4 separate regions of the Homo sapiens genome follow, and all the other regions are linked to region 2. The links are chromatin contacts, found by Hi-C or POLR2A ChIA-PET in ENCODE. All regions are on one chromosome and are shown on one strand. Each heading gives the region's core, a stretch centred on a gene start or an enhancer-like site at or near the end of the contact. The rest is flanking DNA. Distances are from core to core; before and after follow the strand shown. Region 1 overlaps TNIK (TRAF2 and NCK interacting kinase). Region 2 holds the start of PLD1 (phospholipase D1). Region 3 holds the start of LINC02068 (long intergenic non-protein coding RNA 2068). Region 4 overlaps TNIK (TRAF2 and NCK interacting kinase).

Region 1 (3,728 bases), core at 87-2,586, 530 kb before region 2:
GTATTTATAGGTCACTGACTTGGTGCACAGCCAGAAGATTTTTTTTAACCAACATTTCTGCCAAAGGAACTATCTGCAGATTCTCTTAATGGTTTTTTGTTTTTTTTTTTTTTTTTGAGATGGAGTTTCGCTCTTGTTGCCCAGGCTGGAGTACAATGGCGCGATCTCAGCTCACTGCAACCTCCAACTCCTGGGTTCAAGCACTTCTCCTGCCTCAGCCTCCTGAGTAGCTGCAATTATGGGTGCCTGACACCACGCCCAGCTAATTTTTTTGTATTTTTAGTAAAGACGGGGTTTCGCCATGTTGGCCAGGCTGGTCCCGAACTCCTGGCCTTAGGTGATCCACCTGCCTCGGCCTCCCAAAGTGCTGGGATTACAGGCATGAGCCACCACGCCCGGCCTCTTAATCGTATCTTAAAGCATTTTAAAAATAACAAATGAAACTGAAAAAGATAAATCGAGGTATCTAAGCAGTTACACTGAACTCATTTCTGAAGCTCATGGACAAACTATGTAAAATCTCAAGAGACTGAAAACTATTTTCTATTCTCAAGATTCAAAGTAAAAACTTAGAATACAAAACTCTAAGAAAGAGAAGGCAGAATGGTGGCAGCTCCAGAGGGTGGGCAGAATCCTAATCTTACAACAGACCTGGGCAATTGCTGCTGTTAATTCTACCAGCAGAATGATGTAGGAGGGCTCCTTACAGCCTGGGCCCGCCTTATATTCTCTGCACAATCAGAGTGGAACCTGGGCACCTATTAGTCCCTTTCCATGCTATCTTCCTGTGAAGATTCTTATGAATAAGAAAACGTGACCTTTATCAAGGAATAATTTTATTCAAATTGTGTAAACTGGATATTTTCCACAGTTTCTTGTCAGGAGGTGGGCAGAGAAGTTAAATTTTATACCTACTTTAAAAAAAAAAAAAAGCCCCTCATGTAATGTTAGCAACTGACCAAATACTCCTTGGATTTCGTGTCTGGAGAGAAGGAACTAAGAAAACATACAGTTCTCTGAAATGTTTCCTGGATTCTTTCCTCTTTTTCCACAAAAATAGAACTACTCTTTTTCTTTTTTCTTTTTTCTCTTTTGATGGGGGATGAGGATTATACAGAAGATTTGGCAACCTAAATGAACATGAGAGAAAGCCAATAGTATAACTAAAGGAAGGGGATCGCCAAAACCATTCACTTAGGGGAATTTCAAACTTTGGTGCTAAAGCTTCCAAATAATCAGCATCACCATTCACCAAGGAGCAGAGGAGTTCGGTCTTGCTGACTGCCAGTTAAGGGCTCTGAAAAAAGACAGTCTCCTTGGCAGCCGTTCCAACCTGGCTCCTGCCCCCTGTGAACCAAGGAAAAGTGGAAATCTAATTCCATGTAGCCTGGAAGAAACCTTACAGGTCCAGGGCTGTGGAGAGGTCGGGTGAGGAACAGGAGTTCCCACCATGCCACTAGGGTTCTGGAAGCCCTGGGAAGCTGCCAGTGGCACTGCAGCACCAGGAACTGGTTCCTAGAGAACTGCCTCAAATCAGACACACATAAGGAAGTCAGGCAGTGATGGCGCTGCATGGGAATACAAGCAGAACAATCTCCTCAGAACTACTTCGAGGGTACTGTCTCTCAGCCATCTTCCAGGTTTTCCACAACCCACAAAGGTCTTTCAGGTGGGTATAATTTGGGGTTACTTGTTAAGATGGAGTTACAGCACAGCTTCATTGGCAAAGACAATGGGATCTCATATCTAGAAACAAAACTTTCTGGGTTTCACCATTTGCCCGTTATCCCCTGAGAAACATCAGCATCACCTGTTAACTTGCTTGGGAATGCAAATTCTCAGACCCAACCGAGACCTATGAATCTGAAACTCTGGAGGGGGGCGGCAGGGAGGAGGGCAGGAATTTGTGTCTTAGCCCCTCATTGTTAAGATTCTGATGCACACTAAAATTTGAGAACCATTGAGCATTCTAGAGCAACACAATTTCATGAAAAAATAGCTTTGGAAACAGCATCTGGATATTAGGCAAAAATATGTGCCTGAATAGAAGAAACACACTCCGTTCATAGTAGGGTTCTATTCCCCAATTTTTTAATTTAGTAGTTCTTTGTGAAAAATGTCCTCTCACATGCAGCATTTTAAAATGAGAAATCTGGGGCCTTCTCAACCAACTTCACACCCGCTTTCCAGGGCAGCTCAAAACAAATTACTGATAAATCAACATGGGGCACTCTGAATCATCAGTCCGTCTTTAGAACTCCCCACATGGTCAGCTGAGGCATTCCATTGAGAATGCATCATGTCTTGACTTCTCTCTCTGGCCAATCCTGCCGTCATTGCATTTCTTAATAAACCTCCTGCATGCTAAAAAAAAAATAAAAAATAAAATCAAATGAGCAATTTATTGCAAATAGCCAGTCCCAAAGAAATCCTTTTGCCTTTGTTGTTTCCCTCAAAATTGCACATTATTTAAGGGGCCTGTCTTTTACACATTTTTATTAGCACCTAGAGCAATACAAATCCTCCACAAACTCTAGCAAATATGTATTAATACAGTAATAAGTAATTCTAAGAGCAAGCACTCAAATTAGTAAGGTCTGGTTTCCTGTAGATTACTAAAGCAGGGAAGGAGTAAGGGGGAGAACTCAGAGAAAGCGTGCGCTGACTAAAAGACAGAAAGGAAGCAGAAAATTTATTCTGAGCAGATGCCAAGACTTTGCCACATGCTTACAGTAAGAGAAATGGAGAGCAGAGAAAATTATTTTTAAAACCTTCTTTCCTTGAGAACTAAGTTATCATAGCCCTGCTTTAAGATATTAGGTAAATACTTTTTCAATGCAAGACATAGGTGGACCCAGAATATTAGCAAGAAATGTGCCTTAAATTATTTAAAGGATACAGACTATTTATTTTCCATGGACAGGAATCATCTGTCTTCATTCATAAAATTCAAGCTGATAATTTTTTGATAAAACTGTTTTCTTTATAAATTGTTAATAAATAAATAAATTGTTGATAATGTATCATTTCTACCCAAGACTGGAACAAACACATCAGCCACTTAAATTCCTCAGCAATACTTAGGCTGCTGAATTTGTTATCAGTGGTAATATATGTTAGCTTGCCTGACTTTAACTGCATCTCCTCAAAGAAAAACGTAGATGAGAAAGTAAAAGTGTAGAGGTGGTGTGGTAGAGTGGAAACTGATGAGCTTTTCCGAAGTAGAGCTGGATCCTAATGCCAGCAGCTATATTGTTATGACTAAGTTAATTGACACTCAGGACTGTTTTCTCACCTATACAGTGAAGGCTGTGGCACAGTTTAAATGTGTTCATGTGTGTACAGTGCCTGTAAGATGATAAACACCAAATCAGTATTATTATTATTAAGAGGCACCCATTTTCATTTTAAATCAATTTATTAGATGTTAATAAAATTAACCCCTATTCCTCCATTCTGCCTTCCATTATTTGGCAGATAAGAAAGCTCTGGCCCAATTGTTCTCAACTCTGGCTGTATATTACAATCACTTGAAAGTTCTTGTGTGTTTTTTTAACTGCCATCTCGCCACAGAACAACTGGATCAGTGTCTGGGGCAGGCCCCAGGCCTTGGTGATTCTGATGTAGTCGGAGAGTTGAGAAATACTATTCCAAATGGATTCTTTACCAAAATCACTTCGGGGCAAATTGGCTATTCTGGAATTTGATCATTTGATGGTTTGGCCTGC
Region 2 (3,289 bases), core at 105-2,604:
CTCCAACTTTTTATATGGATTGTTAACTGTACTGGTTCTTGAGAAGCCAGACTGAGCGCTTATACAATTAGTCCAAAGATCCCCAAACAACATTTAAAGGCTGTCTACAAATTCAAGCTAAAAGACTGTGTACAAATTCATTTGTGTGTCACAAAACATTTAATACTGAAAGAGATTCTTATTCAAATAGGCAGTGTGTAAATGTGGGGTCTGTTAACAGTTCAAATTGCAGATTCCTTTCCTTCTTTAAGTTTTCATTGCACCACCACGAACTAAACCATTTAACATACCTCAGAGGTCTCTGGGTACCTAGTCTCTCAGAGGCCTTTGGAGGCCCACGAAGGCTTATCTTAACTAAAATTGGCAGGGCTGGCTGATAAAGTTAACGGAACTCCCCATTTTGGAGGCAGACTTAGTAATGGTCAAACGAAGAAACTGTTGTGGTCTGTTCTTAAAAAGCTACTAGTATTTAGTGCTTCACAGAGGAAGTAAAGAAAGCAATAATCCGAGATGAGGAGGAGCAAATACAGGCGTGGCGGTAGTTCAGGACTGAGTCTACAAGGGCGGTTCTCAAGGGCGTCACAAAATCCTATGGAAGGCTTGGAGGACGGCACTCCTGGATCTGAGCCCTACGTCCCAAACACCTTCAATCGTATTGTGAGGAAGAAGACCTTTTACACACTCCCTGCTGCTGGCCCCCGGCCCCCTCGCCCCACCTCCGAGTGGTCACATCACACGGCGGGAGCCGCGGTCAGCAGCTGTGATCACACCCCCAGGACCGTGCTCTGCGGGCTGGGCTCGAAGCCTTGGGACGCGGCACTTCCTGGTTGGTACGGGATGCCGGTCCCATCGCCCCCACCAGCCCAGTCATGCCACCGCGCACCCGAACCAAGGGCGCCCGGATGACCTGGGGACACCACACACACTGCACCCGAAGCCCTGTGGCGGCGAGGCGGTGCATCCTGCAGAGGACGCCTGGGCTTCAGCCTGAGCCTGCGCGGCTCTGCGCTCCAGGCAGCCGCCCGCGCGGCAAAAGTGCGTGCCAGAGTTGTCAGCTTTCACCCTGCAGGAATTCCACCCGAAGGCGTGCGAGGGAGGCCCTTGGGGATCGCTAGGGAGTCCGCCGCCGACTCACTCGCTGAAATCCCGTCCAAGTTGGGCGGGGAGCGGCCAGCTGCCCAGGTTGGGCGGAGGAGGGACGGAGGGCGAGGGCAGTGGAAACCCGGCTCCCACGGGCGCCCGGTGATCCGGGTCTCGGCGCGGCTCCTACCTGCAGGGCGAAGGGGCCGCTAGCACCTGCGCGTTGGCGGCGGACTCTCAGGGCTCGGGTGCCTCTGGCACAGCTGGAGCTCAGCGGGAGGGAGGGAGAGAGGGCGGGCCGGAGGGGGCTCTGCGCTGCGCGGCCGGCAGGAACTCTCCGCCCGGATTCGCCCCGGATTCGCAGGGGTGGAGCGAGGCGGTGCCAGGTCCCGGGGCGTCGCGGTGCCGGCTGGAGGCCCCAGCGGGGCAGGTCTCGCGACTGGGCCTCTGATCGCCCGCGTTCCTTGTTCTCTTTTCCCAAAGTTTCATAACTCGACCGCATCACCCTAGGGAATGCTCGCTATTAGGACCATTATCAGGTCCTCTCGAGCCGCCAAGGACCAGCCACCTTTCCCGGAGCTTTGCCTATGATATCTATTCTTCGACTACTGCGGATAGTAGCCACAACTGGTCCAACTTATAAGTAAGGAATCAGCAAATCAAACGGCTAAATAACTTGCCTGAGGTGACATAATTAAGAGACTGGAGCTTTGCTGGAGTCTTTATAAGCCTTCTTGCACCTCCTTAGGGAAGTGTTATCGCCAATTTACAGGTAAGGAAATGAAGGCTCAGAACCAGCCCGAGGTCACACAGCTTAGATGGAGGGGGACGGGAATTTGTGTCCCGATGTCTCTAAAACTGGTTATAATTCAGAAATCTTAGCATAAAATAATAAATTGGGAGCAAAACAGGGAAAAGACCCATTCCACCTATGGAACCGTTCAAACACGGCAATTTTGCTGTTTTCAGTCCACTTAGAATAAAGTCTTAAGAAAAAGAGAACCAGTTGTCATGTGGCTTGAATAGCAGCCCTTTGGGAATGTAATTTTGAATATAGGCCAGTTCCAACCTCATTACACGATATTGCATCCCGCCAAAGCCAGGGGAAGCAATGGCCTCCCCATGCACCAAACTGCTAATAACGTCAGCCACTTTAAAGCATTTAGTGGATATTACACAACTGCGACTGACCAAGTTACATAATGTCTTACTGCACACATGGCATTGCATGAAATGAAAAATATAATATACCAGTCCAAATTAGGGGAGGGGGGCCAAATTATAGTCTGGAACTCAGTTTTCCTGTAACCTACAGTTGCTCAGCCCTCCTTAGACCACATTTTTGTCTCTTGAGCACATCTTTTCCTAATGATAGAAGAGTCACACAGCCCTCACTCTTTCCTTGTTGACATAAATGATTGATGTCTTTTGAATCCTATGATACTGACAGATTTTTACAATTAAACACATGACTCTCTGAGCAGAGTATTGCCTAAGAGGAGTTTAGTAAGTTTCAGACAAGCATGTTACTGGAAGGCAGAATACCCTCTCTCCTCCCCTCTTTCTCAAGCTTTATTAGTCACAGATGGTCTGATAAGTCTTGTGCACACACGTAACTGCATTCTTACAAGCTTGTCTTTAGAAATTATAATGCTTTTGGTTGAGAAGCAGCAGTCTATAAAATTGCATCCCAAATTCTTAAGTGTCACTATGAAAACATTTGGCACTTGCCTCCAACAATAGGTCTTTCTACTAAATCTAATTAGAAATAAAATTATCAAGGCCAAGCGCAGTGGCTCACACCTGTAATCCCAACACTTTGGGAGGCCGAAGCGCGTTGATTACCTGAGGTCAGGAGCTCAAGACCAGTCTGGGCCACATGGCGAAACCCCGGCTCTACTAAAAATACAAAAATTAGCCGGAGGTGGAGGCAGGTTCCTGTAATCGAAGCTATTCGGGAGGCTGAGGCAGGAGGATTATTTGAACCTGGGAGGAGGAGGTTGCTGTGAGTTGAGATTGCACCACTGCATTCCAGCCTGGTGACACAGCAAGACTCTGTCTCAAAAAAAAAAAAGAAAGAAAGAAAGAAAGAAAATTATCTAAGTGCCCTTACAATAACTGAATTTCTGCCTCCCTGGGATAGAGGAATAAAATAGGAAATGCCATATGTTGTTTAGAGATGAACTGAAGCTTATGGACTCCCAAACAT
Region 3 (3,326 bases), core at 677-3,176, 790 kb after region 2:
TTCTCTCTGTGAGAGCAGTACACACTAGCTGCTTCTGGTTGAGCGTAAGAAAAATAAATGCCCTTTTAATGTGTTTGCTAGAAGATAGAAAACATTGCAAAGAACAGAGTAGAATTCATATTCTTAAAAACAAATATGAAAACTTATTCTACTTTCCTTCTTTACCAATGAAAATAAACATATTTATTGTCCTCAATGCACTTTTTTCTTTGAAATAATAACTCCTCAGAAAGACCGTTGCAGTTAAGAATATCAGCTGTCACACAGAGCTAAATCCTTTTAATTGTGAATTTTTTCCCCACAAAGCATGATGAACTACGTCTTGACAGGGCAGGCAAAGTATTAAAGTAAAATATTTTTCCCCACATTTTATTTTTCTTTTCTTTCTTTCTTTCCTTTTTTTTTTTTTTTTTTTTTTTGAGATGGAGTTTCACTCTTGTTGTCCAGGCTGGAGTGCAATGGCGTGATCTCAGCTCACTGCAACCTCCACCTCCTGGGTTCAAGCAATTCTCCTGCCTCAGCCTCTGGTGTAGCTGGGATTACAGGCACACGCCACCACGCCTGGCTAATTTTTGTATTTTTAGCAGAGATGGGATTTCACCACATTGGCCAAGCTGGTCTCAAACTCCTGACCTCAGTGATCCATCTGCCTCAGCCTCCCAAAGTGCTGGGATTACAGGTGTGAGCCACTGCGCCCAGCCCCCATTTTCTGAGGTGAAATGAAGGAAGAGTTAATCATTCATGCTCCTTTTCTTGGGTTCAGCTGCCATCCTTACTTACCTCTGATGGAGGACTAGGGATTTCTGGGACTTGAACTCCTGTTATAGAAGGTCAGATTAGCCTTAAGCTGAACAGCAGCAGCTACCTGGGCCTTTCTCCCCTGAATAAAAGTTCTGAAGATCTAAAATGAAAATATGAAAGGAAAGAAATTATCAAGTTCTGTCTACTAAATATCTCAGTGGATTTCCTACCTCAACTGGTAGATTTGTCTTAAGGCCTTTGTTTGGAGTGTTTTCCTACAAGTCTCAAAGTCTAACAAAAGCAGGCGTTCCCGGTCAAGCTCTGCCAAATTCACCACGTGACCTAGGACCTGAAGTGAACTTTCGTTTCTCCTGTTCTCTCTCTTTCCGACCTTCCCTCCCCGCCAAGGCAATGCAGACAGGGACTCAATATATTATTTTGAGTTCTCCATAGGAAAAGAATTATTATTAAAACAATAAGCTCTCAAGATAAATACCTTTATATAATGTATATACATTCATATATACATGAGTATATACTAGCTTTCATATCTGTATTCTTTTTTTTCTTTCTCACCCAGAACTCAAGAAGACATGCCTGTATCCCTTTTTTTTTTCTCTTTTGAGATGAAGTTTCACTCTTGTTGCCCAGGCTGGAGCGCAATGGCGCAATCTCAGCTTACTGTAACCTCCACCTCCTGCATTCAAGCAATTCTCCTGCCTCAGCCTCCTGAGTAGCTGGGATTACAGGCGCCCACCACCACGTCTGGCTAATTTGTGTATATTTAGTAGAAATGGGGTTTCACCATGTTGACCAGGCTGGTCTTGAACTTCTGACCTCAGGTGATCCACCCGCCTCGGCCTCCCAGTGTGCTGGGATTACAGGCATGAGCCACCGCACCCGGCCCAACATGTCCGTATTCTCAAAGCTATAGAGGTGTCTTTGCTATTTTGTTCTCTTAGGTAAGAACCGGGTCCTCACCTTACACTTTATTCCTCAGGTGAAGAGACTCTGTGTGTGTCCATTCAGGGAAGCATGAGAGCATTTGATTTCAGCTGAGCAGGTTTAGTCATCTAGGAGCTGCTCTCTTAAGTGTTTAACACAATCGTTAACTAACTAAAACTTGCAGGAAATTAATCTGGAATTTCCCAGTAATTACATGTTTTAGATAAGTTTTTGAATTGAGTCCAAGATGATGTGATAGTGCATGTTCATAATTAACTAAGAAACTGAGAAAAGCTTTCTTAATCTAAAAACAAAGCCAAAAATCTTTCCATGCAAGGAAAGAAAATCTTAATTGATTAACTCATTAATAGAGCAGGGAAAAGAAAACAAAAGCAAAAGCAAAAAAACTAACTTGAGATATAGCTGAACTCATAATGTGTATTTGTTTTTATTTCCAGTTGCTGCTTACCATTAGCTGTGCAAGACCAAAGGATTTTGTGCTTTCTCTTGCCTAGTAATTGTTCAGTCCAAAATTTAACCATGTTGTTTTTGTGTTATTACCAGGAGCAAGAGGACATGTGTATTGGTGAGAGAAGAGGGGTGAGGAGTCAGGGATAAGATGAATCTGATTAACTTCAGGGGTTATTAGAATAAATCTTGTAGGCTTGGAGAATCTTGTAGGCTTGGAGAATCTAGAGTTCTATGAGAAATGGTAAGCAGACTTCATAAATCCTGTCTGCGTTGCTGCTATGATCTTGGCCTTCCCCTGACATACTCCCAAGAAATAGAAACGAATAGAAATAGAAATCTAATAGAACTAGAAATAGAAATATTTCCCAAGAAATAGAAAGTAAAACTGACAAAGCCAATGCAAAGAAATCAGTTCGGAAGCTGTTAATTTTCACACGATCTGTGTTCAGTAACCGCCCTCTATCGGCTCTCCTGAATAGCACACTATATGGGACGGAGAATCTGAAAGGCCTTTTTGCTGGTTTTCTTACTAACAGAGAGTTCATAAACCAGGATCTTCTTCAGCCTCCAAGGTAAGGAAATGTGTGATCTCCAAGCTCCCTCTTGTATGTATTGTGAACGCCACTGTCAGAAGAGAAACACCAAAGTTATTCACCTGGAAATGTTGCAGTATGAAGACCATGTATTTGATGGAGAGGTTATTTAAATGGTAACTTTGTTAATGAATTTCTTTGCTAACTTTCCCTGCTTTATTTTCATGCCAAAAACCAGAGAGGTACAGAGAACAGAACTCGGCACCACAGTCTAAAAGTGTTAAGTTTCAGGCACAACACTGCTGTTTTTGAGCTGTGGGTCCTCAGACAAGCCATTTTAGCTTTCCGAGCCTCAGTTTCCCACTTGCCTGCTTCTTCACCACTTCCTGGGGTGATAAGAGAAGACCAAATGATATGTTTGTGAAGGTGCTTTGCCACTCATGTACCCTATGCAGACCCTATTATTAGTAGTACTTTATAAAAGTAAGACATCATTTTCTCATTTACAGGACTGAGGATTAGAAAGAATAATGCTGGGTTTCTGGCTGCCTCCGCTTTTGAGGGCCTAGGAGGCATTCTGACCTAAAGAGAGTAGGCAGTGGAGTCAGACATAAATGTAAACACTGTTAGTGTGAC
Region 4 (3,516 bases), core at 652-3,151, 560 kb before region 2:
AACCCTCCCTTTAAGCTTGTGACCAAATTGCTGAATTCACCTCCTTTCTCATAGATCTGCCTGAAAAAAAAAAGAAAAGAAATCAGAAGACAGGTCCCCCCCCCACCCCACCCCCAGTTATCTCAAATGTCACGGCTAGGAAGTTTAGGCTGCATGGACCATCAAGACCCTACAATAAATTGAAGTAACAAACATATTACCTTCTCCCGAATCCTCTCTGAACAGATCACCGTTTCTCTACCCTCCCCAAGGGAAACTCTGATCAAACAAATCTAGCCACTCTTTCCCTTAAAGAGCAAAACTCACAAAATTAAGTTAAAAATTCATTCTTGAAGGTTGGAAAACAGCAGGAAATGTCTTTATTCTACATATTAAAACTTCCAGAGAAATCAATAAAACAAAGAATGTAACTAGCTGTCCTTCAAGAGTTTAAATAAAAACACACAACTAGCAAAATTATGAAGTGTGTCTTTCAGGATCCATTTTTCTGGACATGACTCAGACAACCAGCCATTTAAAGCCCTCTTTACATTTAGTGTTTTTAATATCTGCTCTTAAATTCTTAATTCATCCCAAAGTGCAAATGATTAATATTAAATTTCCTTTTTTCTTAAGAATGTTTATTTTAGCAAGAAAATAGTAACTTCCAGTACTTGTGGAACAACAGAACAAAGACCTTCCATACCTCATTTATATTGATCTTAATGTAGCGTGTCTATTACTAAAGACATTTTACAGAATAAAACCCCAAATAGTCTTAAAAAGATAATTTGATTTTCTTAAGGACCATTCTCCAAATTCTTCGGACCCCAAAGACCACACCACACTCTTCCTCTATCAGGCTGCTACAAGATGAAGGAATGATCAACTAATTTACAGAATTTTAGGCTTTACCTAGAGCAGTGGAGAATGCAGTTTTTAGAGTTTTAATATTTGCTCACCCTTCCCCATATAAAGCAGAGTCTCAAATATAAACCCAGATTTCCTGCCTGCAACTGTAAATTCAGTTTCTGGATATACATCACCAAGATAAACTGTTAGATACAAGCATCACCCAGATGTTTTGTAGTATTCATATTAATAATCCTATAAGCCTCTCTTTGGGGCAGAAAACAATGATCATTACTGATCCAATTTCCATTACTGGATGAAGACTCCCAACTACTAATACAGATACATGTGTCTATCCCTCCCTTTACAGCTAACATATAAGGGCTAAATGGAAATCCTAGTAGTACAGCATTTATCTATCATTTTGCAATAATCTGTGGGCAGATAACACAATAGCGACTCGTTCCTTTAATTCAATTTCATAATCAGAAGTGATATGCAAAATATAAGTACAGAAAAGCTATTTTCAGAAAATATGATCTGATTTTTCACAGTTTTTGAATAAGCAAGATAAACGTTATAATTTGGAGTATGGTAATGGCTTTGGGAATTGTGTTCTGAGAAGTAAAATAAAAAGGGATTTAGCATGTAGATTAATCATATGGCTTTTCCAAAGATTCAAAATTTTGAGAAAGCCATTTTTAACATATCTGAAAATCACTTAGAATTTTCAGTGCCATCCTAGCCTCTTCCTCTAATTTTGGTTCATAACCACATCTTATTTTGCTGGATTGCAATGGACTTTGAGGTTGCAATATGTTTTATCTGATGCTGATTCAATTTAGACAATAAAGGATTGAAGTTCTTGAAAGAAACATCTGGCCAACAAAACCTGATATGAGCAGAGAAACTATTAATCATTACTTTAGGTTATGGAAAATCCCACATTCAAATGAACCAAAAAGATTCTTGAAAATCTATCCCTCTACTCCCCATGAGGAAACAGTAGATTTTTCTAAAGCTCCCTGGGTGACAAATGCTGTCTGGTTACAACCATCTTAGCTAGAGCTAAGATGGTTTCAGAATCAAACTACAAATCATTTTGAAAGTTTCCTGTTTTGCAAACTCCGGATATAAGCTAAAGCGATTTTTCTATTCACTACCTAGACATCACCTGCTCATCAACAGATTTTAAAGCATCTTGCAGAGGCAAATTTCCAAAAAAGGTAGCCTAAGTACTTATCCACTATACCACCTCTTCAAAAGCAGCAGAGAATAAATACAAAGTTGTCTGATTAGTCAGTAAACAAAATGAATTCAAGCTGAGGTGCCTGAACACGGGCAAAGGAATGTTTTGTGCCACAGGCCCAAAAGAACAAAGCTCATTTTGTTGCACATTATCAGGTGTCATGGTTCATATCCTGGAGTGCCTTTAGAGACCCCAGGTGTGGCTGCTGCTCAGTGTTTCAGAAACATTCTTCTGTTTGGAAGGACATTGAAGAGCCGTAAATGCCACAACAGTTTCTCTACTTTCTAGGCCCTCTATGGTTTTGAAATTCATCCCATCTCCTTGGATTTATATTGATTGTGGGTATGGCTTAGTGGTGATGGGGGAAGGGGTCTAGTTCTCCAGGAGGAACTCAAAGGAAGGCAGTTGTATAGAACCACAGAAACATATAGAATTATAGAATAAAGTATTCTGAGCAGCTAATAAGACGACCATTTACTACTTTGCCACACAGAGGGAAAAGAAGGAAAACAGCTCCCAACAAGGAAAAAAAAAATAAGTACCCAATGGTCCTCTTCCCTCTTTTGAGCATGGCTGTTGTTTCGGGGTTTTTCCAAGCCTTGTTTTTTTTCATCAATTATTTTCTTTGATGCCTACTTCACTATGCATGGGAACAGAAAGCAAACTATTAGAAATTTTCACACTGCCAGAAGTTCAACAAATGAGTCTACAATTCCCAAGGCCCAGGGCCTAGAGAAATACCAGCTGAAATTAAAATAAGGAGAAAGAGAATCGATAAAGAGGTTAATTAGCTTATGTGGTACAGTCGAGGGAGGCAGAGCATTTTGCTGGGAAATAGCCAGGATGTCCCAATGGGGAGATGCAATCTTCTTAACCAAACGAGATGCCTGGGGAACTCTTTTCTCCAATACTTCATGAACACTAAAAAACAAAGCCACAGATACAAAGGACAGAGTGCTGGCCATGAAGAATCATGGGGAGCTACTTCATAAACACTTTAGGAAATACTGTTTTGCCCTCCAGCCAATTTCCTCTAAGCTTCAAGGTCAGAAAGAACTTTACAAAGGGTGACTAGCTGAGGAGTCATCCAATTTACTTCCTACTGACCCAAAAGAGAAGCCATTTATTACCACTGGCAGGAATGGATGAATTCTGACCATCCCCATTCTGACTTGGGAGTTTCTTTTTGACTGCAGTAGGGTATTTGAGTTTGAGGCCAGGGATCAAAATAAACTGAATGCTCACTCAGGACAGAAGAGTAACACTGGCCCCCCATGAAGAGAGTCCTCTGCACTTCCCCAGGGGTGAGTGTGTGACTGTATATTTTCAGTTTGGTATAAAAACATCAGGAGCAGAATAACTCACCTGCTGAGAGACAGGTCTACTTCCCTAGGTCTGAACATCCTTTCCATCTTTCTTTAAACTTAAAAAGCACC

Evidence for each region. A loop is a pair of places that touch in the nucleus more often than their neighbours do. ChIA-PET counts read pairs that join two places held with the same protein, here RNA polymerase II (POLR2A). Pooled maps may share reads with other maps.
Region 1: a loop to region 2 is called in a map with no recorded cell type, with 2.7 times the contacts of the local background. The contact joins the enhancer-like site here to the promoter of PLD1 in region 2. A Hi-C loop is called at or near these places in 6 of 37 single-sample maps with no recorded cell type and 5 of 50 pooled maps. POLR2A ChIA-PET finds 5 or more read pairs at or near these places in 1 of 52 experiments (PC-9).
Region 3: a pooled map shows a loop between it and region 2 (6-fold over the local background). The contact joins the promoter of LINC02068 here to the promoter of PLD1 in region 2. A Hi-C loop is called at or near these places in 2 of 37 single-sample maps with no recorded cell type and 6 of 50 pooled maps. POLR2A ChIA-PET finds 5 or more read pairs at or near these places in 1 of 52 experiments (GM12878).
Region 4: a map with no recorded cell type shows a loop between it and region 2 (2.8-fold over the local background). The contact joins the enhancer-like site here to the promoter of PLD1 in region 2. A Hi-C loop is called at or near these places in 4 of 37 single-sample maps with no recorded cell type and 3 of 50 pooled maps. POLR2A ChIA-PET finds 5 or more read pairs at or near these places in 1 of 52 experiments (Panc1).

Annotation. Positions count from the first base shown.
Region 1 is chr3:171,282,243-171,285,970 of GRCh38, forward strand. The region is part of intron 2 of TNIK (TRAF2 and NCK interacting kinase); the gene reads right to left. Among named protein-coding and RNA genes, the nearest start is that of TNIK, 180 kb to the right of the region's middle. RefSeq lists an enhancer at 3,104-3,163. Within about 2 kb of position 1,337, at least 13 of the 41 ENCODE cell types and tissues checked have a DNase peak (open chromatin) inside an H3K27ac peak, as active enhancers do.
Region 2 is chr3:171,809,129-171,812,417 of GRCh38, forward strand. PLD1 (phospholipase D1) reads right to left here and starts at 1,355. Exons shown (of 27, transcript NM_002662.5): 1 at 1,271-1,355.
Region 3 is chr3:172,593,681-172,597,006 of GRCh38, forward strand. It overlaps LINC02068 (long intergenic non-protein coding RNA 2068), which reads right to left and starts at 1,927. Exons shown (of 4, transcript NR_146714.1): 1 at 1,723-1,927; 2 at 781-901. RefSeq lists a silencer at 2,439-2,733.
Region 4 is chr3:171,253,495-171,257,010 of GRCh38, forward strand. All of the region lies in intron 2 of TNIK (TRAF2 and NCK interacting kinase), which reads right to left. Among named protein-coding and RNA genes, the nearest start is that of MIR569, 150 kb to the left of the region's middle. RefSeq lists enhancers at 2,294-2,343, 3,485-3,516. Within about 2 kb of position 1,902, at least 6 of the 41 ENCODE cell types and tissues checked have a DNase peak (open chromatin) inside an H3K27ac peak, as active enhancers do.